Linked DNA regions of Mus musculus: regions 1, 2, 3, 4, 5 and 6 are each linked to region 7. A link is a loop called in an ENCODE intact Hi-C map of the cell type or tissue named here. Cell type or tissue: heart. All regions are shown on one strand. Region 1 overlaps Lima1 (LIM domain and actin binding 1). Region 2 overlaps Lima1 (LIM domain and actin binding 1). Region 3 overlaps Lima1 (LIM domain and actin binding 1). Region 4 overlaps Faim2 (Fas apoptotic inhibitory molecule 2). Region 5 overlaps Smarcd1 (SWI/SNF related, matrix associated, actin dependent regulator of chromatin, subfamily d, member 1). Region 6 holds the start of Cox14 (cytochrome c oxidase assembly protein 14). Region 7 has its middle 11 kb from the start of 1700121M21Rik.

Region 1 (4,000 bases), 130 kb before region 7:
AAGTGAGAGAAGCTGAGGAATCCACCTTTTCCTAAGAGCTAGGAATTAAACGTTGCTAAACAGCTTTAATAATAGGCCCTTTTGTAAATACTCTTTAATATTTACTTCAAATAAGCCGAAGTCCTAAGGACCAGCTTCAACTGACAGCTGCCAGACCCTCCACTCGTGCCTAGCTGCCTTGACTTAACCAAGAGCCAATAGCCAAGCCTCCCTTCTTTGACGGTCAGCCGAGCAGTCATCATGCCATCCTAGCACTCAGGAAATGGAGGTAGGTGGATGTCTCTGATTTCAAGGTCAGCCTGGTTTACATAATAAATTCTACACCAGCTGTGGCTTACATTGTGAGATAACCTCATCTCAATAAATAAATATTTTTCAAAAATGCTCTACATTCTAGAGTACCAAAGATTAAGATCTAATATGCAGAGACTGTGGGGAGATAGCTTGGCTTGGCAGGTAAGAGTACTTGCTGTTGCTGAGGAACCAGGTTTGGTTCCTGGAACCTACACAGTGACTCACAAACACCCATAACTCCAGTTCCAGAGACTCAGATGCCCTCTTCTGACCTCTGGGACATGAGGTACTCATGTGGTACACACATATGCATATAGGCAAAACATTTGTACACATAAATAAATCTAAAAAAAAATTTAATGTGCAAATATTCAAGTTTTGATTCTCTCTATAAAAATAAAACCCATCTGATTAATATACAAATTTACTCTCTGTATACCAGAGAGCTGTTTTAAATATTTTGGGCTGGGGAAATCGTTCAGTGGAGCACTGGCTGCTCCCCCAGAGGAACCAAGTTCAATTCCCAGCATCCACACAGAAAACCACAAGCATCTGTGATTCCAGTTGCAGGTGAGCAACGATGCTGCCGGCCACCATGGTAACCAGGCACGCATACGGTGCACAGACACACATACAGGCAAAATACCCATTCACCATAAAAATCAACATTTCTACAAAAACGAGTTGCCTCATAATTTACTATCGGTACATGTTTTGTTTGTACACCTACGTCGTGTGCCTGTATACCTGAAGTCACATAGTAGCGTATTGGGAGAAAACAGCTCTTGAGTGGGATATACAAAGCCCTGATCAACAGCAGACTGCAGGAAGTCAAGAACAGAGGCAGAGAAGACGAGAGATGACAGAGAAGCTGAAACTGACCGAGGGTGAGAAGCTGTGGAGGGCAGAGGTGAGACTTCGGAATTATAACCCTGGGCTGATAGGAGAGTTTAAGAGTTGGGCATTGTGGCTCACACCATTAATCCCAGCACTCAGGAGGCAGAGGCAGGCAGATCTCTGTGAGTTCAAGGCCAGCCTGGTCTGTAGAGCGAGTTCTAGGACGTCCAGGGCTACACAGAGAGGAAACCCTGTCTTAGGGTGAGGTGAGGTGGAAAACTAGAGAGAAGATGCTGGGTGACCTAATAAATAGATTGCCCCAAAGCACACATCTCTCCGAAGAAATCCAATCATAGGAAACTAAATAAAATTTCTAAGATGGTCTTTTTAGGCAGGGTCTCTCTTGTAGTACAGGCTGGCCCCACACTTCCGGCCCCACGCTGGCCTCAGCCTCCCACAGGGTGGGTTTACAGGCGTGCCACCACTCCAACTTATTTTTTAATCATTTTTTTGTTGTTGTTTTTTGTTTTTTTTGTTTTTTTTGTTTTTTGTTTTTTGAGACAGGGTTTCTCTGTGTAGCCCTGGCTGTCCTGGAACTCACTTTGTAGACCAGGCTGGCCTCGAACTCAGAAATCCGCCTGCCTCTGCCTCCCGAGTGCTGTGATTAAAGGCGTGCGCTACCACGCCCGGCTTCTGGCTTGTTTTTTAATCCTTATTTAAGTGTATATCTGTGGATGTCAGTACAGGGTGTCAAACTCTGTAGAGCTGGAGTTCAGATTCTTGTGAGCCACCACGAGGGTGCTAGGAACCAAACCTGAGTCCTTCAGAAGAACAGCACTCACTCTAAAATTCAGAGCCAACTCTCCAGCCTCTTGATCTGTTTGAGATTGGGACTCACACTCTGTGGTTTAGGCTGGCTTCCAATTCAGTAATCCTCCTGTCTCAGAGGCCTCCTGAGTCCTGGAATTACACGCATGGACCACCACCACCTTTGGTTTTCAGGCTATTATTGAAACCACGAATCAATGGCAGCAGGAAACACTTGGAGAAGTTGATTCTATAGAAGAAATCAACCAAACGCGCTCACACCCAGAGCGAAGAGCGTGCGTCTTCAGCAGAGATGGCTGAAAATCCTGTTTTGTGTCAGACACAATCATAAGGTAAATTAGTAAATGCGGAATGCGGTAAACAGTAAAATCCGCCACTGGAATTTGAATTGGTAAAACAAACAGTTCATTTTGAATGCACACACTAATTTTCTTGCCAAATTACTTGCAGCCCCCCAACTCCCAAAAAAGTCTTTAGGGTAGATGAAAAGTGCACAATTCGGTTCTACATTGCCATCTAGTGGTCAAATGAACTCACAGCATTTTCCCCCTAAAAGCTGCTCAATAGAAGCAGGTTCCGAGAGACCCTGTGTAAAGAGACGGGAATAAGAGCAGTGTGGAGGAGACGGGAATAAGAGCAGTGTGGACACTGGAAATGTAAATTAAAAGCTTTATTGAATAAAAATGTTTTAGGCTAAACAAGGCCATAAGGAAACAGATTATTTTACATCTCTAAAACTGAGCTAAATCTCTACAAATGCAAAGAGGCCACTACCTTAAGCCCACCCCGCCATACACATCATTTGGAATATCAGTTACATACAAGAACTGCACTCGTTTATAATATTCTAAAGCCTTAATACCAGAGAAAACCATCTATCCTCCTCTGGGTTTACCAGCCTCACACAGAGTCACCTGGATGTGGGACTCAGCTGATGAACCGCCTCTAACCGATGCACCTGTGGGCCTTGTCTGTTTTTGTTGTGAGCAGTGTCACCCCTGGCCAGGTGGCCCTGGGTGGTGTAAGAAAACCAGTTGAGTAAGCCACAGAGATGAAGTCAGCAAGCAGTGTTCCCACACGGTCTGCATCAGCTCTTGCCTCTGGGTTCTGGCCTCGCTTCCCTTGACCATGCTGCGTGCGCGCGTGGCCTGTGTGTGACCCGTGGCCTGTGAGTGGAGACAAACCCTTCCCCTCTGAGTTGCTCCTGCCCAGTGTTTTATCACTACAATGAATCAAAGTAGGACACGGCCTAAGAAGACAGACCTAAAAGTGATTTAATGCAACCCTGGAAGAATTATCTGGCCTAAAAATCAATACATTTCAGAGCCAAGATTCGCCTCGACCTGAGGCTTCCCAGCTCTGATCTCAGGTTGTTTTACTTGGAGCATGGTGAAGCGTGATCCAAAAGGTCTTACAGCAACACTGCAGCTTTCCGCAAAGTGCGAGAAACCACCAGAAGAGATGGCAAACACCCAGAGTGCAGGGAGACACACTGGCATTCGCCACTGATTATCTGGGTACAATGTCCGTCTCTCCAAACACCAAAGTATATAGGTTGGTTCTCTGTCTCGCAGGTGTTTGTGAGGTTGGTTGTATTTTTTTTTTTAACTTGTTTCTTATTGTTGATGATGGGCACGTGTGGACAGCTCTGTGCAGTCTGCTCTCTCACCTTTACGTAGGTTTTGGGGATTGAACACTGCTGCTCCGGCTTCAGTAACCAGCGCCTTTCACTTGGCCAAAGGTTGCTGTTTTGTGCCTCAGTGATTAAAAATACAGGATGTAGGATGAAAGACAGTAAGCTTTCCCTATCTACCAGAGGAAGAGAATGCATTTCAAAAGCTTGAAAGACTAAATATTTGATTTTCAGCAATTGAGTACTAAAAAATGAAATTGGTAAAATAGCTACACTGTGCCCTTTATACTAAAGTGCCTCTGGTCATGAGGTGGGCTCCTAAATGTGTTGTGTGTGTCTCTAATTCCACAATGGTCTCTGTAGTGTGAAAACAAGCCTCTAAATATCTAACCACACCAATCTTGATTT
Region 2 (4,000 bases), 64 kb before region 7:
GGAGAGATGGCTCAGGGGTTAAGAGCACTGGCTGCTCTTCCAAAGGTCCTGAGTTCAATTTCCAGCAACCACACGGTAGCTTACAACCATTAGTAATGGGATCTGATGCTCTCCTCTGGCATGCGTGTACATGATGATAGAGCACTCATATACATAAAAATTCATAGAATGTGGGGGCTGGAGAGATGGCTCAGTGGTTAAGGACACTGACTGCTCTTCCAGAGGTCCTGAGTTCAATTTCCAGCATCTACGTGGTGGCTCACAGCCATCCCTAATGGGGTCTGATGCCCTCTTCTGGTGTGTCTGAAGACAGCTACAGTGTACTCACATACATAAAATAAATAAATAAATAAATCTGAGAGAGAGAGAGAGAGAGAATGATGCTATGATCTCTGATGGGAGTCGATACTGGAGATGCAGCAGGGCTGCCACTGTGTCTCCTGGCCCTAGAGCATTTTAGGCACACGTGCAGAAAGAGCAGGCTTAGGCAGCCACTACACAGACACATGACTCAAGTCATGAGAAAGCCAAGCCTAGTAAACCGATCGCAGGTGGGGATGAGGAGGGTGAAAAGGTCGGGGGTGAGGCAGCTTCTCTACAGAACAGGGGATTCTCAGGCCCGTTAATCATATCCCCCCGACTGTCTCGTATTCCTTTGCTTTCTTCCAGGTCCTGGTAGCCCCTCCACGCCCACCCCACCAGCTTTCACTCAAAAGCCCCATTAATCGTCTCCATGCTACCAATCTCTCACTGTGCCAATAAAGCTTTCCTGCTGCTGCCAGAAGCATCTTAGGAAAGCACAGGTCTCATCTTGTCAGTCTCCCTGCAGGGAAACTTCCCACGGCATCTTGCTGTTAACCCAACTAAAACCCCAGCCAGCACAGTTGGAGCTGACCATCTGGCCTAACTGACCTGTGTGGGCCCTATCCCTCCATCACGCAGGGTCTCCATGCCTTTCCTTGTTCCCTTCGCTCTACGCTCAACTCTCATTTCACAAACCAACCTCCTCTATCGATCTCCCCGAGGATAAAAAAACAAAACACTTAGGTCAAGAGGTAGAGGCAGGAGTTCAAGGTTATCCTCAGTAAGTAGCAAGTTCAAGGCCAGTCTGAGCTGGAAGAGTTTGTTTAAACAAAACAAAAGAAAGACCCCTGAGACAGCTGGGTTCCACTGCAGACACACAAAAGAGGAGTCTTTAGGAAGGCCTGGGAAACCCACAGAAGATGGTTTAAAAACATGTGCAAGGGAACTGGGGGTTGTAGCTCAGTGGTCGGATGCTTGCCTGGAATACACGAGCTTCCGGGGCTCAACCCCGAGGACTTAAAGAAAACGGACAAGAGCCGGGCAGAGTGTAGTACCTTAGCTTCTGTTGAGCAGAGATGGGAAACTGGATATCTGGGTATTCAGTCTTGTTACATAATGAGGTCTAAGACCCTGTCTCCAAAAAAAAAAAAAAAAAAAAATTCAAAATATCTTTGACATTCCTCCCACCAGAAGGTGGAGCCAAATTCCACCCCCTTCTCCAGAATAGGAGCCAGCCTTCTGATTCACATCTGAGGATAAGGCCACTAAAAAGTGTATGGCTTCCAAGACCAAGGTCAGGAGCAAGCATAGAGCTTCTGGCTCCTCCCCTTTTGCACGCCCTCCTCTCCAGACTTTTGCCTTTGGAACCCAGCCACCAAGCCAAACAGTCACATGGACTGGCCATGTGGAGGTGCTCCAGCCCTGACTCCAGCCTGTGAGCCGCCCTGGCTGATGCTAACTTGAGAAGAGACAAGCCCAAATCAGTTACAAACCAAACACTGTCATTCACTGCGAGTCATAACTCTCAGTCTTAGAGATTTAGTGAGGCTGGGCATGATAGGCCAACCTGCACTGTTGAGGAAAGCCCTACCTAGAGGGATGAGGTACTGGCTGGTCTGGAATTCTTTTTATTTTTAAATTTATTTTATTTTATATGTATGGGTGTTTTTGTCTACATATGTCTGTGGATGATGTGTGTGCCTGGTGTTGGCAGAGGTCAATACAGACAATTGTGAACTGCCATGTGGGTGTTGGGATTTGAACTCACATCCTCTGGAAGAGCAGCTGGTGTTCTTAACAATTGAGGTGTCTCCCTAGCCCCTGTTCTGGAATTCTTCATGTAAACCAGACTGGCCTTGGCCTTGCAGTGATCCTCCTGTCCTAGCCTCCCAGGTGCTGGGATTGTAGGTGTGTACCATTATACTCTCTATAAGCTGTTCAGATTGGCCTTAAACACACTTTGTGCCTTGGCAGACCATGAAGTTGGAATTCTCCTGCCTCAGACTCCCAAATACTTGGAACTATACATCTCTGACACTAGGCCATGAATTTTGGGTTTTGTGATGGGTCTTGCTATATTGTAGCTGGTCTTTGCTACTTTGTGAGTTCTTCTTCTTCCAGCCCTTTATCCCCTACTCCTTATCACTAAATAGGAGAGAAAGGATAGAGGAGAAAGAGAGAGACAGAGAGAGAGAGAGAGAGAGAGAGAGAGAGAGAGAGAGATCCCTGAATCTATCTTTCTTTTTGTTTCTTCTTTGAGCAGGGCTACTAACAAACTGTAACAACCCCCCCTCCCCCCAACATACAACTCAGCCTGCCTTTCTTTTTTTCTTTCTTTCTTTTTTTCTTTCTTTCTTTCTTTCTTTCTTTCTTTCTTTCTTTCTTTCTTTTTTTGTTTTTTTTTTTTTGTTTTTTTTTGTTTTTCGAGACAGGGTTTCTCTGTGTAGCCCTGGCTGTCCTGGAACTCACTCTGTAAAACTCAGAAATCCGCCTGACTCTGCCTCCCGAGTGCTGGGATTAAAGACGTGCGCCACCAGGCCCAGCTTCGGCCTGCCTTTCTAGACCCTGACATTTATATACTCTCTGAATTCCAAATGTCACACAATCGCAGAAAGTATCATCTACAGCTGGTAAAACCACCACTCTGCTAGAGCATGAGGCAAATCACAGTCAGCTGCTCTAGGCAGTCCAAGCAGCCCTACATCCTCACACCTGGCATCAAAATGAAACATATTCTTACAATATCTTTGTGTTTTTTTAGAGAAACCAAAACTCCAGAATTGTCACTAAACTATATAGCTAACATTGGCCTGGACATAGTGATCCTTCTGCCTCAGCCTCCTGAGTGTGGGAGTGTAGGCACGTGCTACCATATATGTAAGACTTTAAAAAAAAAAAAAAAAAAAAACAGAACCGGGACACTATATCATTAATAACTACTCTAATGAGTCATTCTTTTTAAAAGTTTAAAATTATATTTCTTTAGTTTTGAGTGTGTGTGTCTGTGCGCGCACACACGTGTAGGTGATGACCTAAGAGTATTGGGAAGGGCACGCTAGCTGCGGTAGATTGGAGGTGCCCAGAAATTGAGCCAATAATTTTTCATCCACAGATCCAAAGGAACCTGGAAGCCCCTTCTCAGAGCTTAGAGAGGGGTAGGTAGCAAAAGCTACGCACAGTATCCACCTTTGCTGGCCTCTGCCCCACTGGCACATCTCTACTCCCTCTGGTGTGCTAAGCTCTAGGAACCATTCCTTTCGCCTGTGTGTGTTCCAGCCACTGTGCTTGTCACTAGACATACAGAGCAGCTCAAGGTGAAGGCCAGTGGAGGGGGTAGCATACACTTTTATTCTCAATCCCCTCCTTCCACATACAGGGTTTCTTAATGTAGCCCTGGCTATCTCAGAGCTCACTCTGGAGACCAGGCTAGCCTCAAACTCAAAGATCCATTTGCCATTGCCTCCCCAGTGCTGGCTGTCACACTTGGCCAGCAAATGTTTTCTCATTTCTTTTTTTTAAAGATTTATTTACTTTTTATATGTAAGTACACTGTAGCTTTCTTCAGACACATCAGAAGAGAGCATCAGATCTCATTGCAGATGGTTGTGAGCCAGCATGTGGTTTTGGGATTTGAACTCAGGTCCTCTCGAAGAGCAGTCAGTGCTCTTAACCACTGAGCCATCTCCCCAGCCCGTTT
Region 3 (4,000 bases), 110 kb before region 7:
GGGCTAAACTGAAGGTGTCCTGGGCCCCGCTAGGACTCAGGCTGTCAGTGAGACCTTCTTGCCCTGCAGCACACAGCTGGGACCCAGACCATGCAGAACAACATTCTGCTCTGAAGCCTTAGCCACTTCGAAGCTGTGTATAGATTTTGATATGTTCCTGGTGGTTTGCAACCCTAGTAACTTCCAGGCTGGGAAAAAGAGAGACTGCATGTTGAGTCTTTTTTGTTGTTGTTGTTGTTGTTTTTGTTTGTTTGTTTTTTGTTTTTTTTTTTTCTGAGACAGGGTTTCTGGCTGTCCTGGACTTTTTTGTTTTTTGGTTTTTCGAGACAGGGTTTCTCTGTGTAGTCCTGGCTGTCCTGGAACTCGCTCTGTAGACCAGGCTGGCCTCGAACTCAGAAATCCGCCTGCCTCTGCTTCCCAAGTGCTGGGATTAAAGGCGTGCGCCACCACACCCGGCTCATGTTGAGTCTTTGTCAGTCATTGTTTGAAAAATTTTTTGACATAGGAGATATCTCCTGTGTAGCCCTGGATGGCCCAGAACTGTAATAATTATCAAGAAAAACTTTTCATTCTTTTATCAAGGGAAAAAAAAAAAAGAAAAAAAAGCATGCTGGCCACAGTGGTGCACATCTCCAGTCCCAGCACTGGGGAGGCAGAGGCAGGTTTGAGTTTGAGTTCGAGGCCAACCTGATCTACAGAGTGAGTTCCAGGACAGCCAGGGCTTCAGAGGGAGTCCCTAAATATTAGAATCAGAAGTGGTCCCAGTATCATAAGCGTGTGGCCCACGTAGGTCTGGGAGGCAGGATAGATCAACCTACACAGTGAGCTCCAGTGTGTAGTGAAACCGTGGTCAAAATCAGAGATGGCGGGCGGGCCGAACGTGGTGGCACACACCTTTAATCCCAGCACTCGGGAGGCAGAGGCAGGCAGATTTCTGAGTTTGAGGCCAGCCTGGTCTACAAAGTGAGTTCTAGGCCAGCCTGGGCTACAGAGAGAAAACCTGTCTCGAAAAACAAAAAAACAAAAAAAAAAAAAACAAAAAACAAAAAAAAAAAAAGAAAAAGAAAATCAGAGGTGGTAAGAGCCAAGTCAACCCCAAACCTTTTTTTAAAAATGTATTTATTTTTATTTATATATGAGTACACTGTATCCGTTTTCATATACACACACAAAAAGAGGGCGTCAGATCCCATTACAGATGGTTATGAGCCACCGTGTGGTTGCGGGGAATTGAACTCAGGACCTCTGAAAGAGCAGACAGTACTCTTTAACGCCGAGCCATCTCTCAAACCTTTTATCTTTGAGAAATCAGGCTTAAAATACTCCAAAACAGGATAAAAGTATGAAAATTTAGCACTTAAGTAGAAAAAAATCCTTAGGCCTTTAAAATGTTCTTCCAAAATTAATCCATCTCTCTTGAACAACCTCTGTCAAAGTAAAACGTCAAGATCTGCTTATGTAGCTTCGGACTTGGAAGAGTCTGGTACAGAAACAGGATAAGTTCAATGAGAGAAGTGTTGTTAAAAATATTCTTTCAGTGAGGGCTGGAGCAATGGCCCAGCAGTTAAGAGTGCTGGCTACTCCTCCAGACCCAAGGGATCTAATGCCATCTTCTGGCCTTGATCGATACTACAGGCTTGTGGTACACAAATGTATTTCAGGCAAACACCCATGCACAATAAATGAAAACCTCAAAAATTAAAATATTCTTTTTCTCTCATGTTAACCATATTTAATTTCTTTTTCTTTTTGGCTTTTCAAGATGAGGTTTCTCTGTGTAGGCCTGGCTGTCTTGGAACTCACTCTGTAGAACTCACTCTGTAGACCAGGCTGGTCTTGAACTCACAGAGATCTGCCTGCCTCACCCTTCCTAATGCTGGGGTTACCGGTGTGTGCCACCACTGCTGGCTAACAGTGTTTAACTTCTCCCTAAACTATGAATGTGTGAAGGGTGTTCCAGCACCAGCCCTTAGCACCCAGACCCTGATGAGATTGGTTGCTAGGTTTGGTACATTCTCTACAGACGATAGCAGGGGGAGGAGGACCCCGCCACAGAGCTCGGAGCAAATGCTTACAGGTGTCATCTTCAGCAGGGACAGAGAGGGCCACTAGACTATTCTCAGTTGTAGAAACCTACAAGAATAAAAAAGATTAAGGAGGATTAAGAAGCGCATTAAAAATACAAGCGCAAACCGGTGCCAGTTCCATAAAATCCTGCTGACTCCAGTTAGTCACTGGCAGCCTGCAGGGAAGTAACGGCCCCAGAACAGCTGAGCATTTAAACAACAGGCAGCAAAATGTCTTTTATGAGGATATTAACGTGCCTCTCAATTACAGAGGAACACTAGAGCAGACAGCACTCAGCTGCCAAGCCGGTATCATCTCCCTCATAAAGAACTTTCACGCCATATCTTAGGAAGAACACCCCCCCCCCCCGGCATTAAGAACAACCCCCCCTCAGATGGCGCCAAGTACACTCCGTGGCAAGGGAAAGGAAAGTATTTAAACCCAGGGGTTATTCTTACTCTTATTTTCCTGTTTTTTATGGAAAGGTTGAGACTTGGGAGGTGGAGGCAGGGGAATCAGGAGTTGAAGATAACCCCCTGCTATGTTGTGAGTTTGATGATAACCTGGGCTACAGTATACCATGTCTTAGAGGGGAGGGGAGGGGAGGGGAGGGAAGGGGAGGGGAGGGGAGGGGAGGGGAGGGGAGCAGAGCCAGTCTTGGAGAGTGGGCTCATTTTAAAGACTCAGATTTAATTCCCAGCACCTACATGGTGTCTCACAATCATCAATACAATACTCTAGTCTCAGGGGATCCAGCAACCTTTTATGACCACTTCAGGTGTCAGGAACAAACATGGTGTATAGACATACACACGCGCGCGCCCGTGCGTGTGCGTGTGTGTGTGTGTGTGTGTGTGTATGGGAAAACAGACCAAAACACTGCCATACCTTGGTGAAGGGTCGGGGTTGGTGTGTGTGTGTCTGTGTGGGATCAGGTTGGGGAAGAACAATAAAAACCAACAAAAAACTTCCAGTTTTTTTTTTTTTTAAACAAGAAGCAGACCCTATGTAGAGGTATATATCTCTTCCTCAGAAGCCATCAACTTTACATAAAAGTGTATATATATATATATCACTTTTATTTTTAAGTATATATATATCAAGGTCTTTAATGAGCTGAATACATTCACAATGGAGACTAGGTGGCTGGCCGACCACACCTGAATGCCAGCATTCCCCCCCTCCCACCCCCAGTCTCTTTTCACTACAGGAATTCTGCCTTGGCAGAGGATAAATCAGAAAAATCACAGTTGACGTTTAGCGAGTGTTTACTATATGCCAAGTATCGCACTGATGGCCTCACATGCAGCATTTCATTTGATGACATGAAATACTTTTCTCTGAAAGCCGTGCTTGGTTATAAAGAGGCCATTCCTGCTGGCAGGTTGGCACATGCCCGTAATCTCAACACTTGAGAAACCACAGAGAGAGGAGGGGCCAGAAATTCAGGGTCATCCTTGCTAACACAGCCTGTGCTACATGAGACCCTGTGACCCAAAACCAAAACCAAACAAGATGCTCAGCTCTTGAGAATCTGTAGGTACACCTTTCCTGGGATATTCTCTCCCCTTGAATCCGGTCCCCTTGAACCTGTGGGGGTACACGTAACGCTGACATCACTGCCCACCGGCAGACAGAGGTCATGAACTCAGAAACTTCCAGGCAGGAGTATCGGAGACCATGCTCAGACATCTCCTTGAAGGAAGAATAGCAGCTTGACAAAGCATGGTATTTCAAGAAAGTTTCCTTGGGGCTGCAGAGGTGGCTCTGCAGTTACGAGCACTGGCTGCTCCTTCATAAGACCTGGGCTCAATTTCCAGCAACCACGTAGCGGTTCCAGATGATCCAAGGCAGTCTTCCATTCCCAAAGGATAAATATCGCCCCCTCCCACTTGTGTGTGTGTGTGTGTGTGTCTGTTTTGCTTTCTTAAAG
Region 4 (4,000 bases), 410 kb before region 7:
GTAAAGGAAGGAGGAGAAGCAGGGAAGAGCCCACGTGCTGAAGCAGGCAGAGACTGGAAGGTTCCACAGGATGCTGAAGAAAACCATCAGTCGTCACAGCCTCCCAAGGGAGCGAGCAAGGCTTGGGTCTCGGCAACCGTGGTGGAATAGACTATTTCAGTTGTTTTCAGCTTCTCAGTTCATGACCATCTGTTACTGTAGCCTCAGGAAGCTAATGAAACTCTGGCGGTCTAGGGACGAGTTGGGGAGGCTGTAGGGCTCATGCTGGCTGGAGGAAGCATGAGAGTCCAGCATTCCCTCTTGTGCTGGCTAGTTTTGTGCGTCAACTTGACACAAGCTGGAGTTATCACAGAGAAAGGAGCTTCAGGTGAGGAAATACCTCTATGAGATCCAGCTGTAAGGCATTTTCTCAATTAGTGATCAAGGGGGGAGGACCCAACCCATTGTGGGTGGTGCCAACCCTGAGCTGGTAGTCTTGGGTTCTATAAGAAAGCAAGCTGAGCAAGCCAGGGGAAGCAAGCCAGTAAGCAGCATCCCTCCATGGCCTCTGCATCAGCTCCTGCCTCCAAGTTCCTATCCTGTGTGAGTTCCTGTTCTGACTTCCTTGGTGATGAACAACAGTGTGGAAGTGTAAGCTGAATAAACCCTTTCCTCCCAACTTGCTTCTTGGTCATGATGTTTTGTGCAGGAATAGAAACCCTGACTAAGACACCTCTCCTCAACTTAGACTCTTTATCCATTTCTTCTCTGCCAGAGGTCTTCTGGTCCCATGCCATAGCTCAGCACTGCCTCCTTCTCAGGTTCCATTAATGAACCAAGCAGGGTGGCACATGCATATAATCCTAGCTCAAGGCAAGACTGTGAGTTTGAAGCCAGCCTGGGCTACATGGGGAGTCTGTCTCAAACAAAACAAATAAGCAAAAAAATAGGGAGGAAAGAAGAGAGGGTGGAGCATCTACTTAGGCCCTGAGGCTAAATGTTCTTAGCTGCTGTTTCCTTCTGCTGCTTCGTGGCTGTGGCATGCTCCTATACACTGGGAGCTTTTGCTAAAATAATAATAAATAATAATAATAATCCCCTCCCGTGTGATCATGTCCCTTTCCTACACACCCACACACCAGGACACCCACATGTCTTAGGGTTACTATAGCTATGATAAAACACCATGACCATGTTGGGGAGGAAAGGGTTTATTTGGCTTACATTTCCACATTGCTGTTGATCATCGAAGGAAGTCAGGACAGGAACTCACACAGGGTAGGAACCTGGAGGCAGAAGCTGATGCAGATGCCATGGATGGGTGCTGCTTACTGACTTCCTCTGCATGGCCTGGTCAGCCTGCTTTTAAATAGAACCTAGGACCATCAGCCCTGAGGTGGAACCACCCACAATGGGCAGCGCCTTAAATGCCCTACAGGCTTGCCTACAGCATGATCTTTTGTTTTGTTTTCCAAGACAGAGTTTCTCTGTGTATCCCTGGCTATCCTGGAACTCACTCTGTAGACCAGGCTGGCCGTGAACTCAGAAATCTGCCTGCCTTTGCCTCCCAAGTGCTGGGACTAAAGGCGTGCGCCACCACTGCCCCGCCTCAGCTTGATTTTAAGGAGGCATTTTCTTAACTTCTCAGATGACTCCAGTTTGTGTCAAGTTGACATAAAACTACCCAGTACACCACGGAAATCTAATGACATCATCATTAACTGATTTGTCCTTTGATCCCATTCTGTCAGTAATTTATGCATAAGCTTGGACTGGTCGCTGAAACTTTTGCTTCTAAGTTTCCTCCTATGTAAAATAAAACAGTTGGAGTAGATCCCTCCCTCTCTCCACCCCCTCCCTTCCTCCCTCCTCTTAAATGATGCTTTTGCCCATGTGCTGTAAGTTTTGTAGCTCTGGGATGCACAAGATAGTCCCACGAAATTCTCATTGTATAGGTTCAAACCTACTGCTTTGCGAAATGTCCGGGCTCTCCATCTTAAGGAAACACCTTTGTTCAAAAAAGACTCTTCTGCCAGTAGGGCCCGGAAAAGAGCAGGTTCCCATGGACCAATAAGATTTGGTCAGTGTGAAGAATGCTCCCAGGCAAAGGTGTCCTGAGCAGGAGGACCCCTCACCTTTTCCCAGGAAAGCAAAGATGGGGATTTTACGTAGTTCCTGCAAGAAAGCCACCCTACAGCTCACTCCACAAAGCCAGTTGAGGCCACAAGCAAACAGTCCAGGTGTCTTCGTAATTGCTTTTATTATTTCCAATCAGTCACAGATCTTGGGCAGGTGAGGCCGGAGACAGGCACACGGAAGAGATAGGGAACTTGAAGAGCTGATGCCAAAAGGGCAGGCCCGTCTGGGTGTGTAGCAGGCAAGTCCTTGTGCCTGGTGCTATATCTCCATTCTCTGACACTCAGAGCAGGGGACTGAATAGAGATGGGTTTGTGCAAAGCCAGACTCTGCTTTTCCTCTAACAGCCAGAAGGGGGCAGCAAAGTCCTTGTGTAAAATTCCCAACTTGACACGCCCCCACCCCCCACCCTGGCCTATTGGAATAAGGGTACTTAAGGGATCCTGCAGGCTAACACAGAAGAAAGGGTATGGAATGGAAGAACCATACCACACCCAAGGATGTCTTGTGGCTTCCTTGGGCTATACTGAAAAAGCTGTGCATGGACCCAGGAATTGGTGTGGGGAGTGAGGGACTTAATGCCCCTACTTGGTCCCATCTTGAGCCTCGGAGGGGACATCCTGGTCTGTCACGGTTTCTCAGAGAGCTTTGAGCCTCACATCAGATATTCCTGGCTCCCTCAAGCCTTATGAAATCTAATCTACCCCGTCATAGGTCTGGCTACACCCAAGCTAAAAATGCGGGGGGCCAGGAGGCGTCAGTCCTTCCTCCTACACAGCTTGCCGCACCTGCCCAGTTTAGGTTTCTCATAATCCCGCATTCCTCATAATCCTGCATTCTTGTTTCTCCGCCCTTCCTCCTGCCAAGACCCACCCAGGTGTCCCTGGGACTCCTCACTGCCCCACCAGGGGTCAACATCAAGGCTTTCTCTGGCCCTGGAGCCAGTTCAGCCGCCGTGCCTCCCCACCGTCACCAGCCATCTTTGAGATCACTGTGACTTGTGCCCTGGTCACATTATTTATGGCTGAGGGCTTGCCCCTCCCCCAATGGTTTTTGGAACTTAGCCTTGGAAAATTTTTCTCAATCCTCGCTCTCTGCATAAATTGTCTCAGAAGAGGACTTGGACAAGTGGATTCTGGGAAACTGGCCAGTGTGAGGGTGACATGTCAGTGGGGGTGGGGGAGGGACTCTAAACCTTTCTAGAACTGAAGCTGGAGATTAGGAAAGGCACTCAAAGGGGAACAAGCAGAGGAGGAAGTCAGCCAAGTGTCTTGGTGCCTCTCTCCCTGCCCCACTGGCACCGGTTGGGGACTTCCATCTTGCAGATAGGAAAACAGAGTCACAGAGAGTAATAAGTCTGTTGGCAGTGGGGTCAGAACCAGAAGCCAAGAACCCTGCTTCCCAGCTGACCTCCAGGGAGGGAAAAGCTAAGAGTTTGGCATCCGCAGGCTGGGTGACAGTGGCAGGTGGGGGTGTCACAACTCCCCGGAGATGTCAGTGCTTGTCTACCCACACACCTATGGGCTACACAAGTCTCAATCCAGCCCAGACTCAGACTGGAGGAAGTAGCTGTGGGCTGTCCCTCAGGTTTATTAGACGACAGTGGGTTTATCCAAGCCTTCCGGAGCTACTTGGCTTTGCTTCTGAAATGGGGATATGCCGATAACCCTGCAGGACCAGTCTGGACTGCTGCAAGTAGGCTCATTTGAACCAGCACCCACCCCAACTGTCCCTCCATACCACCCTCCCTCCTCAAATATCCAAGATGGAACAAAATTTCAAATGCTTCTGTAATATTTCTCAAAGGCTGGAGTAGGCAGGGTGGGAAAGGGTAGGGGTGGGAATGGATGGGCTACCTAGTCCCCTTTCCTGGGGCAGACAGGGT
Region 5 (4,000 bases), 190 kb before region 7:
CAGTTTAGGATTTCCCTACACCTGCCCTAACCCACGCTTTTGGGTTGGGGATCTTGCCTTTCCTTGTCATTCCCAGCAGAGACTGTTCCTTCCTGCTGTTAGAGGAGTGGCTTGTTTATTCACTCCACCCTGCCCCCTCCTGTAAATGGAGAAACAGGCCTGAAATCAAACGGGTAAAGCCCTAGGCCATCCCTGTCTTCCTGTCCCATGTCTGCCCAGTTGAATCCCACTGGTGGCTTCCCGGGCACTGAGGAGTAAAAGCGCCTAGGGCTGGAGAATAGGTCTGAAATGGGTTTGTGACTCCCCACCCCCTGCCCTGCCCTCAAAGCTTCAGACCCCTCAGGGAGCAGCAGGATGTGGGATCGAGGCCCCTTGGGACAGATGCTTTGAATCTTCCAGGGAAGCCTCCGATTCTTCCAGGTTTGTCACCCGGAGTTAGCATGTCCCAGGCTCGCAGACAACACTGCAGGGTGGGAGACAGCTGGGCACAGGGGGATTCTGTTGAGCATGGGCTCTGAACCCACAGAACTGACAAAGCCCCTGCTTCCCCACCCCCACCTCAGGCTCCTGCGAGCAGTGCTCCTGCACCCTTCCCAGCCTGTTCTGTACTGGGGACAGCAGTCTTCTCCCTGTCCTCCCATGTCCTATATCCACCCCTCCCCTTGGAAGGTCCTCCCCACAGTGACACTGGACAGCCCTGGGGCAGCTGAGCCCCAGCCTGGCTTCTGGCTGGAAGCGCGATGAGGAGACTTAGCACTCCACAGTGTCCCTGGTGGTAACTGTTCTTATTAACTGATTGTGTTTTGTTTTGTTTTGTTTTGTTTTCATGGACCAAAATTTTTTTTGTACTGTCTCCTTAACTGATGTCACCCAGTTTTAATAAAAGACTTCTAAAGAGCAGGTCCCTGCTGTCTGGAGGGGTCACTGTGGGTGCCTGCTGTCTGGAGAGGCCACTGTGGGTCCCTGCTGTGTGGAAGGGTCACTGTGAGTCCCTGCTGTATGGAGGGGTCACTGTGGGTGCCTGTTGTCTAGAGAGGTCACTGTGGGTCCCTGCAGTCTGGAGGGGTCGCTGTGGGTCCCCACTGTCCGGGGAGTCACTACTGTAGTGCCATCAGGGTTAGGCTGCCCAGGGCTCTCTTACTTGAGAGATGTTTCTTGAACACTGGTGATCTCCAGTTGTACTGGGCTCTGGGGGTCTGGGGAAATGAGTCTTTTCCCCGGGGACTCTAGGTCGTATCAGAGGCTTGTGACCTCAGCAATGCCCTTGGGATAGTCCCTCCCACCTCCATCATGAACAGACAAGGCAGTGGCACTGCTGGTGTCTCCCTCGTCCTTGAAATCTCCAGGTCACTTGCTGGCTGGAACAAGCTGTCCTTTGGCATCTGTGGGCCCCTTGAGCTTGATGAAACTGGGCTCTGTTCTCCCTAGGGTGCATGCCCATCCAGCTGTTGCCAAGGCCCCGGTGACAGCAGGTTTCTCTGTTTCCCATACAAACCCATCAACCTCATGCTTTTCAGGTTCCACGGACAGCCCCAAGATAGCAGGGTTCTCTTTGTGTTGTATTCCTGTGTATGTAACCAAGGCTGACCGTAAACTTACTATGCAACTGCCTCCTTCTCCCCAAGTGGAGATTACAGATGTGTGCCATTACAGCGCCCAGTGTAAGAAGTCTGTTCTTTTTTTGTTTTTTTTTTTCAAGACAGGGTTTCTCTGTGTAGCCCTGGCTGTCCTGGAACTCACTTTGTAGACCAGGCTGGCCTCGAACTCAGAAATCCGCCTGCCTCTGCCTCCCGAGTGCTGGGATTAAAGGCGTGCGCCACCATGCCCAGCTAAGAAGTCTGTTCTTAAACCCAGTGTGGATGGCCGCTTTAGTCCTGTGTTGAGTAGATAGGGCTGCCTAGCTGGCTGCTCAGACATCAGAGATGCTCCTTGGGAAAAGCAGGCAATGCCTGCAGTTCTACCTGCTTCCACCAGGGGGCTCACAACCTCCTACTGCACTCCTGCCCAAGAAAGTGTGGAACATTGGATGAGCCACTGCCACATCCTGTAGTCAGCTGAAAAATCTTACTCATCAGTACATTGATACATGCCTTTAATCTCCACGCTAGGGAGGCAGAGGCGGGAGGGTCTCTGAGTTCCAGGCCAGCCAGGATTACAAAGGCACTATTTCACAAAAAAGTGAATAAAATTTTACCCACTGAGCAGCTGGGGGTCTGCTGAGTAGTGTTGTCTGTCTGCTGCCAATCTAGAACATCCTGGCTTCTCTGAGTTGAGAGGGTTAAAAAAAAGGTGTAATCACTGGGTCTAGAGAGAGCGGGTGACTGAGCTGGCATCTGTTTTTACCCAGGCTAATTGCACGTGTAATGAGTGGCCGATGAATCATCAATTCCAAGCAGATACGGCACAGCCTGCTCTTGGAGAGGCTTTGGTGGCACAGACAACTTCCTGTTAACGAGCATTCTCTTTATTCCTTCGTGAATGGCCACGTGCTTTGTCTCTCCACACAGCCTAATAGGATGTAGGGGCAAAGAGAGGCGGGAGTATTTAAGCAAAAACAAGGATCCGTTTCAGGCATAAATGCCCATTCTTTAGGGTTCCTATCATATGTGCCAGGGACAGGAACATCCTTTCTCTTCCACCCCTCGTAATCAGCGCTCCCAGCTGGCGGCCTGGCACCGGAGCCTTCATCTCTGTGCCAGTGTGATAAAGGAGAGGTCTGTGGGAGGCTAGCTCTGCATCAGGCAGAATCTGATAGAAGAAAAACAACTAGCTATTGATTGATTTCAGTGATTCTCCCCATCATTAGAGACTGCCTGGCCGCGAGACCATGATAGGCTGCCTCTGTGTAATCCCCGAGCTGAGAAAAAGACATGCTTCCAATCCTGACCTCCTACCCACTTCTCCTCGCCGCTGGTGGCATTGGTGACACTCCCCTCTAACCTAGTGCTGATTACTGTCCCTGGCCAGGGGCAGCCTGGGGGGGTGGGTGGCAACACTCCATTAGTGGTGTGCCAAGCCAGGAGGTCTGCACATGAGCATACAGTGGCGCCTGCCCTGTGGGTCAAGGTGCAGCACTGGAGGGCGAGAAGCCTGCGCTGCGCTTTCCAGAGTGACTTGGAAACCCGAGTTCCTCCTCTTAGTCAAACAGATGTCTGTGGGTGCCATGGAGCCCAAACTGCTGGATATGGGCCTGCCTTTCTCCCCCTCCCCCAAAGCTACACACCCACACCGGCATCAGAGACCACAGAGCTGCGGAGACATGGCTACCCTTGAGTTTTAGAGGCTGCTGCTGTAACTGGCTTCTCTGGCCCTGTCTAGAGACTGTAACCAGCTGTTTAATTTAAGGGTCCCTGTGGGATAAGCAGAGCCTGAGAGAAGAAATTGAAGGGAGATCAGGCTTATCCAGGAGCATGTGCTGGCCACCACCTTCTGCCCTTCCTGAAGCCTGGAAGGAGTGTGGGTGGGCCACGTGTCACCAGTGGCCTTTGACCTTCCTTCCCTTTAGAGACCTTCAAACGGAGATTATCTGAGGTGAAGGGGCAACCTGTGGGTCCCTGACCTGCAAGTAACCAAGATGACCTTGTTATTTTTAGTTTTCCAAGACAGGGTTTCTTTATGTAACCCCCCCCCCCCCACTATCTGGGAACTCACTCTGTAGACCAGGCTGGCCTCAAACACACAGAGATTCACCTACCTCTGCCTCCTGAACGCCAGGATTAAAGGTGTGCACCACTATGTCCATTTTCTCCCGAGATATTTTAATCCTTGGTCGGGGTGGGGGTATACACCAAAGCAGCCCCTTACTGTGTATGTGGTATTGTAGTATTATTCCCTAGAAGGTGCTCACATCCCTTGATCCTCTCACCCAGAGCCCGTGGTGGAGCTACCATCATGGGACATCATGGGAGTGGAACAGCTGAGGATCTGGGGGAGGCACATGCTAGCTAGCGAGAGCGATGAGGCGTTTGCCTTTGAAAACATCGCTGTTGCTGACGCTAGT
Region 6 (4,000 bases), 180 kb before region 7:
AGATCAGAGTGGATGGCAACCTGACCCCAAATCCCAGGGCCAGGAATTCAGATTCCTGGCAGGTAGCAACAGAGAGCTGGCTTCTGGCTGAACTCCCACTGCGGGAGGCTAGGGAAGTGGTGAGCTAGCACTGAGTCTGGACCTGGGTGGGCATGCATGTTGAGGGTGGACTGTGTGTAGGGAGTGAAGCTGAGGCTCTTTTTCTCTAGGTTCCCCTTGTTCACTGCGGTGTACAAAGTGTGCTATGAGGGCCAGCCAGTGGGCGAATTCATCCGCTGTCTGCAGAACCACCCGGAACACATGTGAATGGGGCCAGGGCCCAGGACAGGCAGCCCCTTTGCCCCAACGGAGACAAGCGGAAGGAAGCACGTGACACCCGTCATCAGGACTGTCTCCAGGACTCCCCATCTAGCAGAGTCCTCTCTGAAGGACCCTGAGGACAGGAGGCTGCGGGGCTCAGCTACACACCTAGAGATGCTCGCCACAGAATCCACACTTCCTTGCTGTCCTCTGGGAAGTGTAGAACTAAGCCCCAGTGGTGCCTGCTCCAGGGGTGGGGTTGGGGGAAGGGAAGGCGCCAAGTCAAGGGCTGCCGGTTGCTGCCTCACACACACTGGGAACCGGTCCCAAGTCCCATTAAGTGACTGAAGAAGCACTTCAGCCACAGGAAAGATGGGGCAAAGGCTGCCAAGGGAAGGGTCTGGATGCCTGAGCTGACACAGACCCCAGAGACCCTTTGGCCGACCTCTGCCAGGCCCCACACAACATCAACGATCTCACTGTTTGCTAACAAAATACAAAGCTCTCAAACAACCCCACTCTAACTTCTCCTAGCAACACTTGCTTCCTCAGAAGCCTCTACTTCCCCCTCCCCCAGGCTACTCTGGCACAAGAGTTGCTCTCCACAGGCATCTCTGGCCCTGGGGCGCTCCATTCTTCCCAGAGACTTCCTGGTTCCTGGAGCTTTGTCAGGGCCTCCCCACCCTGTGTGACCTTTCCCAGCTTTCCCTTGCCTGCACCCAGCTGCCAGCACCCTCTTTGGGGAGCAGGAATCTAATCTGCTGACAGAGCTACACTCTTTTCACAGCAGGCTCAGATGGCTCAGGCTCCCCTGACCTTCCTATTTGTCCACCTCCCCAGTCAGGAGCTCCGGCCCCGGCCAGCCCCTCCTACTGCTGACCTTTCTTCTCAGGGTCCTCCCCACAAGGCCGCTTCTCTCTGCAGTCACCACCAACTTCACGTCTAACAGAATGTAGGATTTATAGTTTATCGTCCTCAGGGCTGTCAGCCCATATTCTTGACTCTGCCCTTTCCTTTTGCCCAAGTCGTTCTCACCCAGCCTGGAAGGCCACCCGGCATCTGTAGGCTTAGAACTAAGGAGCAGCTCAAAGGTTCAGTAGGTTTCCACAAGGGTTGGTGGGTCCTAGTCCAAGGCCAGCTGTCCTCGGAACAGAACAAGGTCCTCGCGAGATCGGACCCACACACCTCAGGAGCTGGGGAACTCGAGGGAAGGACAATTGAAAACTGCCTGCCCTGGGGTGAGGGAGATCAGAGGGGGATGGGAGACTGCTTTGCACTGGCCCTGTTCCAAAGTTGGGTGGCAGCAAGAGAATGTCACAGATCAGCAGCCTGGAGCGCTAGCTATAAATAGCTGGAGGTTTCTCTCTCCACCAGGGGTCTCCATTTCCTGTGTGGCAGCAACTGGGACACCGTGGCTCTGGCCAGCTTGATATTAAACTAACACATTAAGGTGCCAGGTCCCTCTCTGCTCCTAGCCTTTAAGAATTCCGTCTTAGTGAAGGTCAGAGCTGTCGGGTAAGGGGAAGAGGGGGGGCCCTGTCATCGATCCCGACTGGGCTGGAACCCTCCCACGCATGACTCAATTCAGAGCTGTTCCCCGGGAGACTGGGGCGGGATGCAGACAGATTCCAACACCTTAACCTATGTTTGCTCAGTCAGTCAACTGTGAATCTGAGGTCTTCTGTCAGGCCACTTGTCTACCCAATAAAGTGTGGTTTTTCCAGAAACTGGAAGAGTTGGGGGAGTTTATGTGGCAGTGTGTGGGGTCATGTATCACTGCATGCATGTTTTACTCAATGTAAGACAAGAAGTGGAAAAAATCATCCTTGTTTAATAGCAGCCACACTCGGGCATCAATCGGCATTGGCGTCCACTCTGCTCACAGCCCCCACCTCCACCCCCCCACCCCACCCCCGTCCCCTTTTGTGCTTCGTATCCCCTCTTCCACCCAAGCTGTCAGCCAGTCTTCCCAGCGCTTCTTACAGGGTCTGTCACGTTGCCTGCCTACGAGGAGGTCGCGCACAAGGCAGAAATATTAGCGAGTCACCCTCCCATCCCCCGACTCACCCCCTACACCCATTCTGTGGCCTCACTAGTGCTGGTCCAGCTAAGGTCGGTTCCTCCGGATCACCCTGTAAAGGGCCGCTCCAGGCGGTAGGGGGCGCTAGGCCCATCGCTGGAGAATTCCGAGGATCTACCTAGCTACAGTTTACGTCACTGAACTTAGACTGCGGATTGGCTAATTCTGAGCTAAAATTTTTCCCGTTTTCCAAGGAGCGCTCTTGATGGACCAGAACCACACCCCCCAGAATTCAATGGGCCTTTCCGAGAGGAAGGCTAGACTGAGCGTGCGTAAGAGAGAGGTAGAAGCCGGAAGTTCAAGGCTGGCTCTCGCTTTAGTGGGCGAGTTTTCGCAGGGGGTGTCGGGTCCGGAGCGGGGCTGAGCACCAGTGGCTGAGGAGCTGCGCGTTGGTGACTGCCTCTTCCTGCCCTGCGGCGGCCGCGCGACTCTGCGAGTGGCAGACTGAGCAGGCATCGCTCTGACGCGGCCGAGTTGCAGCCTCCAGGTAGGCCGCGGGCCGGACGGCCAAGCGCACTCGCCCTCCCCCCACGCTCTCCTGCTCGGCGCACCGCGCCCCCTGCTCCCCGTGTCGCCGCTTTTCACGCTGTTCCCCTGCTCCCCGTTCCGAGTCCCTGCTGTCCCCTGTGCCCCGCACCGCGCTCCCCTCCGCTCCCCTGTGTCCCGCACCGCGCGTCCTCGGCCTGTGCCCTTGAGAGCGCGCGGCTCCTAGTCCCTGCGCTGTGCTAGCCCCTGCTGGCTCCCCGGCTGTCATAGTCCGACCGCCTTCCTGGTGTGACTGCGGCCTGGCTGTCCTCCCTTCTGAAACTGCTCGCCTCAACCCCAAAGCTCCTCACGGTCCCTCAAAGCCACTTATTTCTCTGAGGTCCTCACCACCTTCTCTGATCCTACAGAATATGGGGTTCATAGCTTACCTTTCTGGGCTCCGTTAGTCAGAAGTTGTTTTCTGCGGACACCAAGTCTCTCCAAAGAGGGCTAAATGACAGAAGCTGGGGTGGTTTTAGGGCTTTGATCCTTATTTGTTTTGTAAAGGATGCCCATCAGATGAAAACCTTCTGCCAGTCTCAAGAGTTTCTTTTATTTCCAAAGTTAATCCTTGTATCTGGGCTTCTAACTTCAGGGTTTTATTGTTTGTTTTTGAGGTTATCTCGGATTTGCTTCTTTTTGTTTCACACCCCCCCCCCGTTTTTTTGTTTTTTGTTTTTGACAGGGTCTCATGTCCACATCCTGAGTGCTGGGATTTCCAGCATATACCACATGCTCTGTTTAATGCAGTTCTGGGGACTGAACCTCTGGCTTTGTGCCTGCTACACTGAGTTACATCCCACTTTAAATCATACTCAAATCTTCTCTATCAGTGAACAAGGTGAAATTAGCTTTTCACCAGGGCGAAGTGACTCTGGCACTCTACAGGCAGGATCCCCCAGACACACACATCCTCAAGTCTATCTTCAGGTCCTCTCTCGGGAGAATTTCACTACCACAATAAGTAGCCTGATTAAAATATGGTTCTGAGGCTGGAGAGATGGCTCAGCAGTTAAGAGCCTTGCTGTTCTTCCAGAGGACCCAGGTTTGATTCCTAGTATAGTCTGGGTGGGCTGGTCACTTTTTTTTTTTAAA
Region 7 (4,000 bases):
GGATGAACTCAAATGCTTCCTCCCCTCCACAGAAGTGTGACTGGGTTTGAATTATCATTGTAAATATTAATTCTATCGCATTATTATGAATTTCTTCTGTAAGGCGCCATCTGGGTGTTTGATCTGTTTTGTCTAGTTTCAATCATTTTTAAGATTCATTTGTATTATACTTATTTCTGTGTCGGTGTGTGTCTGCACACATGAGTGCAGTTGCCGGCAGAGGCAGGAGGTGGTGCTCCCCCTCCCCCAGGAACTAGAATTGCAGACAGTTGTGAGCTGCCATGGGGACGCTGGGGGTCAAACCAGGGGTCCTCTGGAGGAGCCACCAGTGCTCTTAACTGTTGAGCCATCTCTCCAGCCCCCCTTCCCATATTGTTTTGAGCTTTTGAATTTCGATTTAGTGGTGGAGATTATAGCTCAGTTGTTGAGTGCCCAGGGTTGGATGGCTGGTGGGAATGGGGTATCATGCTCTTTTCTATCTTCCTGTCTCTTCATTCTGTCTACTAGGCTTTTCCCTAGACAGCCCCTTCTGTAGATTTGGGTCACATTCCCAGGGATGCTGACACTGAAACAAGGGCACGTAAAAGGAGAGCACCCTTGTGAGGGGAGGAGATGGCAGCTGGTTAACATTTAACCACCAGCTCTCAAGGGCAAGCTTTGATCTGTCGCATCTGACCACTCTCAGTACGCGGACACTTGTGTTCTGGCTCTCTTCTCTGGAGCACAGATGACAGCGGACATGGTACAATGGTCAGGAAAGGTAACTGCCAAGTGTTTGTTACTTTGGTTTTGAATATAATTTACTTAAATTTGACTTTATGGCTGAGCATGGTGTGAGTGTAACCCCATCTGGGCTGTGGACACAAGAGACTCTTGGGTTTCAGGCCAGCCTGGGCTGTGTAGTGAGTTCTAGGTCAGCCTAAGCTACGCTGCAAGCTGAGGTCTACACAAAGTTACAATTTAAATCATTTGAGTTCAGATAATGGCTCTAACAGCTGTGTGTAAAATTTCCAAGTATCTAACACTTGGCTCTCAGGTCAGGAGGAGGCAGTTGCCCGCCATCCCTATCACGGCCTCAGCTGATCACAGGAAGAAAGGTCTGAACAAAATTACTTCTAGTCATTGTATCCATCTTTAGACGAGTCACCTGTTCACCAGACTGGCTCCAAACTGGCTGTAGCTGGCTGAACTCCTTCCCAATTGCTTAGATCACAGGAGTGAGCAGCCAGGCCTCATGAGAACTTTGAAACAGACTGACCCTTCAAAGATGTCTATCCGCTGACAAGGGCTCATTACCTTACGTGAGAAGTAACTGTTGTCAGCCACATCTTGAGGACAAGGGGTGATCTTGGGTGAGGGGTGCTCTTTGCCAAAAGGAAATTCCCAGAGAAAGACCAGCAACAAGCAAGCACGAGGGAGTGTTTTAATCCTGAGCAGCATCAGAGGACACCCAGAGTAGCCCCTGGGGCCATGTACCACCCAGAGTAGCCCCCGGGGCCGTGTACCACCCAGAGTAGCTCCCAGGGCCGTGTACCCTGTGGTTTTATTTCATTTTCCGTTTTGGAACAATGTCTGTCATGCTTTCATTGAAACTTACGGTTCTATCAGGGTATAGTGGAACACAGCTTTAATCTCAGCACTGGGGAGTCAGAGGCAGGCCGGTCTCTGAGAGTTTGGAGCCAGACTGGTCTACAAATCGAGTTCTGGGACAGCCAGTAAGACTTTGTCTCAGAAAAATCCAAACCAAACTAAAACAAAAACTGCCAAAACTTCTGGTTCTTGTGTGTGTACGTAGTCTTTCCTTATTGTAGTTTTAGATATAATACTTTTATTGTTATCATATTTTAATATATCAGATTTTTTAGCCAGCTTTTTTTTTCTTTTTAATATGTTTTGAGATTATAATTATATTGTTTCTTTCTTGCTTTTTCTCTCTCTCCAAACCTTCCCAGCCACCCCCTTCAAATTCATGGCTTCTTTTTTTTTAAAAAAAAATTTTTTTATATATATATGTGAATGTGTACATGCAGATGCACACAGATGCATACAAAGACACACACACACCTACACACTCACACTCCTAAATACATACACAGAACCTGCTCAGCCTGTATAATGTCACTCATTTGTATGTTTTCAGAGCCTACCACTTGGCATTAGAGAGCACACTTTATAGAGTGCTCTTCATAATCAGCTTCCCAGAGATGCGTCTTTGGAGGACAATGGGGACCTGTTTGGAGGGGTTTTCCTCATTTTTCAGCTCAATGGTGCCATCTCCTGTCATTAGAGGGAATAGCAGGTTTCTGGATTCTGACGTGCTGTTGGCAGCTGGCCTGCAGCTGGCCTTGAGTTCTCTAAGCAGTGAAGAGTGACTTCCCTGACCGCTGCCTCCAAATTCTGGGATTGTAGATATCACGCCAGCCTTCTTCCCCTCCTCCATGCCTACTTCCTCACTTCCTTCCTTCTTTCCTTCCTTTCTTCTTTCCTTCCCTCTTCTGTGGTACACTCTCACACTGCAGTCCAGGCTAACCCAGATGAACTCCTGGTTGTCTTTCTGCCTTAGCCTCTGGAGTGCCTGATGTGTTCTTACAACTATGAACGCCTTCTGATTCTCCTGTTTATTGTCAGGAGCAATTATTTTACTTTTCACAGTTCCTCTTCCCCCAAAGAGATATCAAGAACACCACCATTGTTCCTATGAATGGATTTTCCAGCTGTGACTTCTGTTGCCTGTGGCGACATGCTGAGTTTCAGACCAGTTCTGCACTAGTCTCACTGTGGGTTGGGACCTTCTAGGAGTGAGCCACTGTTCACTAATGATTTAGTTTCCGCTCTCCTTTCAACGGTTCCGTGGTCGCTAAGAGTGCCTGGGATTTCAGCTGGTCTCCGGTGGTTTTCCCCGGCATACCGTAGAGGCCAGGACTTACCCTCCTGTGTTAGCTCCATGTAGGTATTTCTCTTTATGTTCCTCCCTACGCTCATGCCAAGATGTGACATCACTTCCTCAAATTTTGTCATTCTGGCAAATCAATGTTTGTTCTTGAATGATTGTCAGAAGATCCACTCTCCAGCGGGCAGGAGGGCGACAAGTTTAAGGCCTGCTGGGACTTCAGAGTGAATTCTAGGCCAGCCTGGGGAAGGTGGTGGGATCCTGTCTCAAAACAAAATAAAAGGTGGACGTGTGGTGCAGGGTGACAAGCGCAAGGCCGTGCGTGCGTTCCATCGCTGGCATGGAAAGGAAAACTGAACAAACAAAATAAACAGAAGCATCTCCCATCCTAAGCCAAAAAGATTCACTTAAACAATTTTTATGTATTTATTTTAAAAGATTTATTTATTTTATGTATATGAGTACAGTGTAGCTGTCTTCAGACACACCAGAAGAGGGCATCAGATCCCATGACAGGTGGTTGTGAGCCACCATGTGGTCGTGGGAATTGAACTCAGGACCTCTGGAAGAGCAGTCAGTGCTCTTAACCACTGAGCTCTCTCTCCAGCCCCCAACAATTTTTATTTTTAAATTGTGTGTGCGCGAGTGCATGTGTGTGTGTTCATATAAGTACAAGTGCCTGAAGAGGGTATTGCATTGCCTTGGAACTAGAATTTCAGGTGACTGTGAGCTGTGTGATGGGTATTGGAAGTCAAGTGCAGATCCTGCAGGTAGGGCATAGTTGCTCTTAACCCCTGAGCCCCCATTCTGCCTTCCTTTTAGTAATTTTTTTTTGTTTTGTTTTTGTTTTTCGAGACAGGGTTTCTCTGTATAGCCCTGGCTGTCCTGAAACTCACTCTGTAGACCAGACTGGCCTCAAACTCAGAAATCCGCCTGCCTCTGCCTCCCGAGTGCTGGGATTAAAGGTGTGTGCCACCACCCCCGGCCCCTTTTGGTAATTTTTATTTCCTGTGTGGAATGGTGTGCTTGTACAGACCAGAGAACAACTCATGAGAGTCAGTTCTCTTCCATGGGTCCCAAGGATCGAACTCAAGTCCCCAGTCTTAGCCG

The links. A loop is a pair of places that touch in the nucleus more often than their neighbours do. Peaks named below come from ENCODE experiments on the same cell type or tissue, not always from the same donor. Only the 100,000 strongest peaks of a DNase experiment are listed, where the experiment ranks them.
Region 1: a loop joins it to region 7, with 4 times the contacts of the local background. A loop is called at or near these places in 8 of 42 quality-filtered maps.
Region 2: a loop joins it to region 7, with 5 times the contacts of the local background. A loop is called at or near these places in 18 of 42 quality-filtered maps.
Region 3: a loop joins it to region 7, with 2.6 times the contacts of the local background. A loop is called at or near these places in 10 of 42 quality-filtered maps.
Region 4: it touches region 7 in a loop (3-fold over the local background); 11 of 42 quality-filtered maps call a loop at or near these places.
Region 5: it touches region 7 in a loop (4-fold over the local background); 24 of 42 quality-filtered maps call a loop at or near these places.
Region 6: a loop joins it to region 7, with 4 times the contacts of the local background. A loop is called at or near these places in 25 of 42 quality-filtered maps.

Annotation. Positions count from the first base shown.
Region 1 is chr15:99,775,856-99,779,855 of GRCm38, forward strand. It overlaps Lima1 (LIM domain and actin binding 1), which reads right to left. Exons shown (of 11, transcript NM_001113545.1): 11 at 2,613-4,000. Among named protein-coding and RNA genes, the nearest start is that of Cers5, 5.3 kb to the left of the region's middle. In heart, a CTCF peak has its summit at 2,484 (motif pointing left); no DNase peak of the experiment used is centred here.
Region 2 is chr15:99,838,507-99,842,506 of GRCm38, forward strand. The region is part of intron 2 of Lima1 (LIM domain and actin binding 1); the gene reads right to left. Among named protein-coding and RNA genes, the nearest start is that of Gm17057, 23 kb to the left of the region's middle. In heart, a CTCF peak has its summit at 1,507 (motif pointing right); a DNase peak (open chromatin) is centred at 1,685.
Region 3 is chr15:99,794,667-99,798,666 of GRCm38, forward strand. It overlaps Lima1 (LIM domain and actin binding 1), which reads right to left. Exons shown (of 11, transcript NM_001113545.1): 8 at 2,076-2,133. Among named protein-coding and RNA genes, the nearest start is that of Gm25897, 6.5 kb to the right of the region's middle. In heart, a CTCF peak has its summit at 1,620 (motif pointing left); no DNase peak of the experiment used is centred here.
Region 4 is chr15:99,494,790-99,498,789 of GRCm38, forward strand. Faim2 (Fas apoptotic inhibitory molecule 2) reads right to left here. Exons shown (of 12, transcript NM_028224.4): 12 at 2,216-4,000. Among named protein-coding and RNA genes, the nearest start is that of Bcdin3d, 22 kb to the left of the region's middle. In heart, a CTCF peak has its summit at 2,457 (motif pointing right); DNase peaks (open chromatin) are centred at 2,472 and 3,302; H3K27ac peaks cover 444 bases; H3K27me3 peaks cover 2,473 bases.
Region 5 is chr15:99,713,092-99,717,091 of GRCm38, forward strand. It overlaps Smarcd1 (SWI/SNF related, matrix associated, actin dependent regulator of chromatin, subfamily d, member 1), which reads left to right. Exons shown (of 13, transcript NM_031842.2): 13 at 1-904. It overlaps Gm16537 (predicted gene 16537), which reads right to left. Exons shown (of 3, transcript NR_155353.1): 3 at 2,443-2,748. Among named protein-coding and RNA genes, the nearest start is that of Gpd1, 2.5 kb to the right of the region's middle. In heart, CTCF peaks have their summits at 775 and 1,967 (motif pointing right); DNase peaks (open chromatin) are centred at 1,360, 1,960, 2,530 and 3,120; H3K27ac peaks cover 2,344 bases.
Region 6 is chr15:99,722,982-99,726,981 of GRCm38, forward strand. Gpd1 (glycerol-3-phosphate dehydrogenase 1 (soluble)) reads left to right here. Exons shown (of 8, transcript NM_010271.3): 8 at 210-2,033. The coding sequence ends at 306. It overlaps Cox14 (cytochrome c oxidase assembly protein 14), which reads left to right and starts at 2,637. Exons shown (of 2, transcript NM_183256.3): 1 at 2,637-2,867. It overlaps Gm16537 (predicted gene 16537), which reads right to left and starts at 1,493. Exons shown (of 3, transcript NR_155353.1): 1 at 1,336-1,493. In heart, CTCF peaks have their summits at 1,672 (motif pointing right) and 2,463 (motif pointing right); DNase peaks (open chromatin) are centred at 380, 1,010, 1,780 and 2,650; H3K4me3 peaks cover 3,844 bases; H3K27ac peaks cover 3,907 bases.
Region 7 is chr15:99,902,269-99,906,268 of GRCm38, forward strand. No RefSeq gene overlaps it. Among named protein-coding and RNA genes, the nearest start is that of 1700121M21Rik, 11 kb to the right of the region's middle. In heart, a CTCF peak has its summit at 2,292 (motif pointing left); a DNase peak (open chromatin) is centred at 2,303; H3K27ac peaks cover 276 bases.